2 separate regions of the Homo sapiens genome follow, and region 1 is linked to region 2. The links are chromatin contacts, found by Hi-C or POLR2A ChIA-PET in ENCODE. All regions are on one chromosome and are shown on one strand. The core of a region is the stretch at or near the end of the contact, and the rest is flanking DNA. Distances in the headings are between cores, read along the strand shown. Region 1 overlaps LOC105374570 (a long non-coding RNA gene). Region 2 overlaps THADA (THADA armadillo repeat containing).

Evidence for each region. Hi-C counts contacts between places; a loop is a spot of excess contacts on that map. ChIA-PET counts read pairs that join two places held with the same protein, here RNA polymerase II (POLR2A). Pooled maps may share reads with other maps.
Region 1: a pooled map shows a loop between it and region 2 (3-fold over the local background). The contact joins two enhancer-like sites. A Hi-C loop is called at or near these places in 1 of 168 maps with a recorded cell type or tissue (PC-9) and 3 of 50 pooled maps. POLR2A ChIA-PET finds 5 or more read pairs at or near these places in 1 of 52 experiments (OCI-LY7).

The regions. Positions count from the first base shown.
Region 1 is chr2:43,130,845-43,133,705 of GRCh38, forward strand. It overlaps LOC105374570 (a long non-coding RNA gene), which reads left to right. Exons shown (of 3, transcript XR_940018.3): 3 at 210-1,530. Among named protein-coding and RNA genes, the nearest start is that of LINC02580, 30 kb to the left of the region's middle. RefSeq lists enhancers at 270-329, 2,428-2,861 and a silencer at 820-869. Within about 2 kb of position 1,252, at least 16 of the 41 ENCODE cell types and tissues checked have a DNase peak (open chromatin) inside an H3K27ac peak, as active enhancers do.
Region 2 is chr2:43,454,495-43,457,194 of GRCh38, forward strand. All of the region lies in intron 26 of THADA (THADA armadillo repeat containing), which reads right to left. Among named protein-coding and RNA genes, the nearest start is that of THADA, 140 kb to the right of the region's middle. Within about 2 kb of position 1,442, at least 4 of the 41 ENCODE cell types and tissues checked have a DNase peak (open chromatin) inside an H3K27ac peak, as active enhancers do.

The sequences.
Region 1 (2,861 bases), core at 2-2,501, 320 kb before region 2:
GAGAGAGGGAATGAGCACAGAGTAGAGGTGCCATGTGTTTCCCAGGGCTTCACTGCAGACAGCATCTCCTGGGAGGTAAACTGAGGCCCCTGTGTGCAAAGCAAGAAACTAGGGCAAGCCCCTTGGGGCTAAAGGTCAAGGAACTGAAGGTTCCAATTTACCTGCCCTGGTAGTTTCTGGCAAGAGACCTCCACCGCCTTCCCTTCCAGGATATGCCAGGCTGCAGGCTACAGTGCCGAGAAGGAGAAGACGGAGGCGGTGGTGATGTCACCCAAGGAATTAAGTAAGCAGGGGAGCTGATAACATCGTCCAGCCAGGCTCACTGTGGGCAGGGTGACTCACTGAAGACGGCCTGCGATCGCCAGGTGATTGTTGTTGTGCCCAGCCTGTGGGGCTGGGGAGGAGGAAGGGGGGCAGGCCACAGAGCTGTGACAAGTTCCTCACCGAGGCCCCTGCTCAGGGGAGAGACCTCAGTACACAGTGTCCTCCACCTCTGAGCCCGGGGCTGGCTCAGGAAACAGCCCCCCTCTGCCTGTGCGATTATCTTTGTCCACAGTGTTTGGTGTGTGTTTGTGGGGTGTGTCAGGTGATTTTCCTGCCCGAAGCCTGCTGGGTGCTCCAGGTACTAGCGATTGCTCACAGCAGAGCAGTAGCCCCCTCCCTGGTTGGACAACTGTCTGTGGAGACAACACCGGATGGCAAACTGCTAACCGCAACCACGTGGCGTCCTTACAGAGGGAACAGCCTGTTCCTCCCGCTGAGGGCACCTGCAGACCTGCCCCATTCATGGCTCCCTTCTCCCTCAGTCCCTGCTGAGGGGATGGTCCCTTCCCACCCTTAAGGGCACCATGGACTGTTGTCCAAGTTGAGAACTGTCCAACTGCAGGGGGCACCATTCACTTGGCAGTCTTCGTGCCAGATGCTATGGCTGTCCACAGTGGCCCTGCCCCTTCCCTTTTGTAAATTACTTCTCAGTTCCCTCCTCCACCAGAATTATCACACCAAACTTTCCCCCATGTATGCTTGCTTCTTTATCACCTGACACTCTCATTCATTCATTCCACAAAAAAATTGTGGCGTTTGTGCAAGGTACTATTCTAGGCAAGGGAACAAGACAGACCCTCCTGGAGCTCATGGAGTTCATATTCTAGCATGGGGGAGAACCAATAAATAAATAATTGGATACATAAAACTGCAAGTGACAATAAGTGCTACAAAGAAAACTAAAGCCAGCCCAGGATAGAGGGTGATAGTGCCCTACTTCAGCTAGGACTGCCAGAAAGGCTTCTCTGTGGGGAGGTGGCCTCTGAGGGGAGACCTGGAGGCAGCAAAGGAGGAAGCCTTCCCGGCAGAGCCCCTCCCATTGGCACCCAATGCCAAAAGAAGTTTCTATAACCCGTCCTGGTTCTGCCAGGAGCCTGCGGCATGGCCTGGGGCGCTCAATTCCCAGTGCAGGGTGTCTATTTCTTCCCCCAACAAACAAGAGGCCTAGTCGCATAGTCTCTTCCAGCACAAATTCACCCACCTGTCGGCTTGAGGAACATGACAGGAATCTGGGTTGGAAGGCCAACTCAGCCACCCACAAGCTGTGTCATCTTGAGCAGGTTACTCAGCCTCTCTGAGCCAGTTTTCTTTCCTATAAAATGTCAGGGAATTGTGGAGGATTAAATGAGGTTGTGGAACTGAAACCACCTGGCACAGGTGCTATCTATGAAGTGAGTGCTTCATAGATATTTTCTGGGGCTGCGCCTAGGTGAGGTGGGGCGAGGTGGGGTGAGGTGGGGCGAGGTGGGGTGAGGTGGGGCGAGGTGGGGTGAGGTGGGGCGAGGTGGGGCCTGGGGGTGCGGTGAGGAGGCGGCTTCCACTGGAGGAGCCTGGAGAAGGCAATGCTGACCCCAAGACGCAAAGCTCTGGTGGCTGCCCAGGTCTGCAGTGGCAGGGCCCGGGGAGCTGGCCCAGGCTGGGACCCTACCTCTACCCACCCCGGGCCTGTGCACTTCCCACTGACAGCAGCCGGTGGGGCGGGCAGGGAGCTACAGTGGGGCCCCCAAGAACTGTCACTCCGCGGCCTAGCTTTCAACATCCTTTGGGGCCCAAGCCACTCAGTTCAACCTCTCTTCCTTCCTCCTTCACTCAGGCTGTTTTGAGTGAGGGCCAGCCACACTCAGACTCCAGCCATGGTGCTCCCTCTCAGCTCCAAGAGCCCAAGGCAAGGAGGTGGAAGGTTAATCAGAGTCCACCCTGGTCAACACAACTTCCCTAACACCTGATGTGAGTTTAGGCATTTAGACCCTGCCGGGAACCCAGAGGAACATGCAGGTGCTCAGCAGGTGCAGGGTGCGGGCAATAACACCAATAGCAGTAATAATAACTAGCCTTCTCGGCTGCCATGGGCCAGGTGCTTTTCATCTAAGACCTTGCTTGATGTTAATCCTGAGATGTGGGCATTTTTTATCCCCTTTCATACTTGAGGAAACTGAGGCTCCAGGAAGGAGGGGTTGTGGGGTGTCGGCGGCAGGGTTTGTGGGCCTACTTCCTGCAGGACAGGAACCTTGCAAGGCACAGGGGATCTGGAGAAGCAGAATTGGAAAGACTCGGGTGGGTGGACCAGCCTGAGGCTGGGGAAGGGCCTTGCAGGGGATTCCTGTCCCACAGATGCCTGCAGGCCCAGGTGTGAGGCCCCCAGCCCCACCACCCCAGCCCAGCCCACAGCTGCTGTGTCACAACCCCTAGAGCGGCTTGGGACTCTGAGTCTCCAACAAGCTCCCAGGTGACCTGGAAGCAGCTGGCTCAGTCTGGGAGGCCAGAGCTGGGCTGCAAAGCCCTGACAAAGCCATTTCTCAGGCCCTCCTGACTTTGAG
Region 2 (2,700 bases), core at 192-2,691:
GGATGGCTGAGGTGGGAACATCTCTTGAGCCCAAGAGGTCGAGGCTGCAGTGAGCCAAGATCACAACACTGCACCCCAGCTTCAGTGACAGAAGGAGACCCTGTCTAAACACACACACACACACACACACACACACTAAATTACACATACATGGTTATGTTAAACAATATTGTTTGGCAACTAACTTTTAAAAAATACTTAGGTGCTGTATTCATGTATGTCCTGGAAAGAAAGAGAAAGATATTTTCCTTGTCCTTAATTTAAAAGAAAACTTTTAAAATAAAAGTACACTCTATTTTAGCTCCAAGTGTGATTAACAGTTAAGTTAAATACGAATAAGAAGCAAATCATATGCCCTCAGAATTTTGAAGGCAATGCTCCATTAACTTCTAAGTCCACTGTCATTTTGATTCCTAATTCTCTGTATATGAGCTGTTTTTTTTTTCTCTCACTTCACAAAATTTTGGAAATGACGAGTCTTGGGGTGAATCATTTTTCATTCACTGTACTAGGACTCATGTTCTTTAGTTCTACATGTTCTTAAGCTACTTGATAATTTTCTGCCCTCACTTTGCTCTGCTCTCCTTTCTGAACTTCTGTAAGTTGAATGTTCAACTGCCTGATAATCCTCTAATCTTATTTTTTCTCTCCCATGTTCCATCTCCCTCTCTCTAGGTCAATCTCTGGCAGTGTCCTTTTACTGTCTTCCCTAGTATGTACTGAAATTTTTACTTGGGCTATCATATTTTTTAATTTTCTAAAGCTCCTTCTTATTCACAGATTGCTCTTAATTTCATCTCACCTCCCTGAGAGTGTAACTTACTTTTTTTCCATCTGTTCCCTATATTACAGTATACCTGCTTCTACGGAATTCCCGTTTTTAAAAAATCTCTATTTTTCTTTCTATTGTTGATTATAAATTTTAGGTGGCAGCTGTTTCTTGGTATGCCTGTAGTACTTCTGTCCGTCATACAAACACACTTTCTCTCTTGCATAAGCACGTGCTCTCGCTCTCTCTCTCTCTCACACACACACACACACACACACAAACACACACAACAATGCAAAGAGTAATTCTGTCAGTTAAAAACAGGAGCATATTAAATGCTATAATGTGTAAAACAAGGGTTAGAGAGCAGGCTAACAAGAAGACACAAGAGAAGCCTATCCTGAATAAGCAGTATTGCAGAAAGGCATTTATGCAAAGGATAGGTTAGGTTCTGGCTTATACTCATCCAAACACGCTTTCCACTATGTAAATCTGAAAAACATCAATTCTAAATGCAGAATTAAAAGATTTTTCTCTTCTTCTCAATTCAGCTATGACTAAGGAAACAGAGACACAATAGTTACTAAGGAGGCAGGAAATCCTTCCAGCTAACCAACTTTTACATTCTGTTCCTTATGGTCAAAACGTTGACCACACTGTGGTAGCTCTTTTTGACTTTATGACCTTATTACTAAGACCATCAATTATATTCACTGTTATTTGTGCAGACGAACTGCTCGATTGCCAAAAGACTACGCTACAGTGCTATTTAACCTTTCCCAACAGAGACTCATTGAAACTCATTTGGTAAAATGTTTTACCTAACCTTGCAAAGATACTTCCTAGTAAATATTTGAGGTATATAAATACCTCCAAGTAGTCTTAAAAATGTGCAAAACTCATCATTGTTAAGGCAAATACTCATCTAAATTATAAAATCACATTAAAAGTTTAAAAAAAGTCATGCATTCAGACAAAGGTAATATTCCACATAAACTAAGGCAGTTCAAATACTATTTATCTGACTACATTCAGCCTACTTCCAATGGCAATTAAAAAATAATAATATGCACAGCATTTCATTTTAGAAAAGGCTGCTACTACATCATGGAATAGAATGTGAAACCATGTTCCACAGATTATTTATTCTGTGGTGGGGTGGGAATGAGGAAATGCAAAGTAGAGAAAGAGCAAAGGTCTAGAACCAGCCTGACCAGAGGAATACCACACAGTGGCAGTGTAACCTTGGGTGATTCATTCAACCTTGCTAAATAATTTTACATTTTCTTTTCTTTTCTTTTTTTTTTTAAGCAGAGTCTCGCTCTGTCACTACATTTTGTTTTCTATAAAATGGGAATAATAGTGCCTACTTAGTGGAATTACTTGAGAAATGAGATAATGCATCAACAAATCACAAATCTAACTTTGTACCTTCTGAACAAATTACACACACATTGTTCTTTTGTCTTGGCTCTTGCCACCAAGTCCTCTTCCTTTCCCTCAGCACTTTAAAGATGAGATGAAAGGAATAGAGAGGAAATTAGTATAAATTACAATTAAGTTCAACACACTCAAGATACTAAGATACTAAGAGTACACCAGAGAACATAACTCACTTTCAAACTTACAATGCAAATAGCTTTTAAAAATACACAAAGTACAGGCATTGAAAGCATGAATAAAATTTAGGTCTGGCATAAAAAATTTTACACAGCATTCTGAATACATTAACACCTATACTTTGAAGGAATCAAACACTAAATTTTATATACGTGTGTGTGTGTGCACACACGTGCCAAAGGCCAGGAAGACAGCTATGAAGTGGGATAGAATGTTCCACATCGGTAGAAAAAACGTATTTAGGATATCTACACACACACACACACACACACACACACACACACACACACACACACACACATGCACAGTGA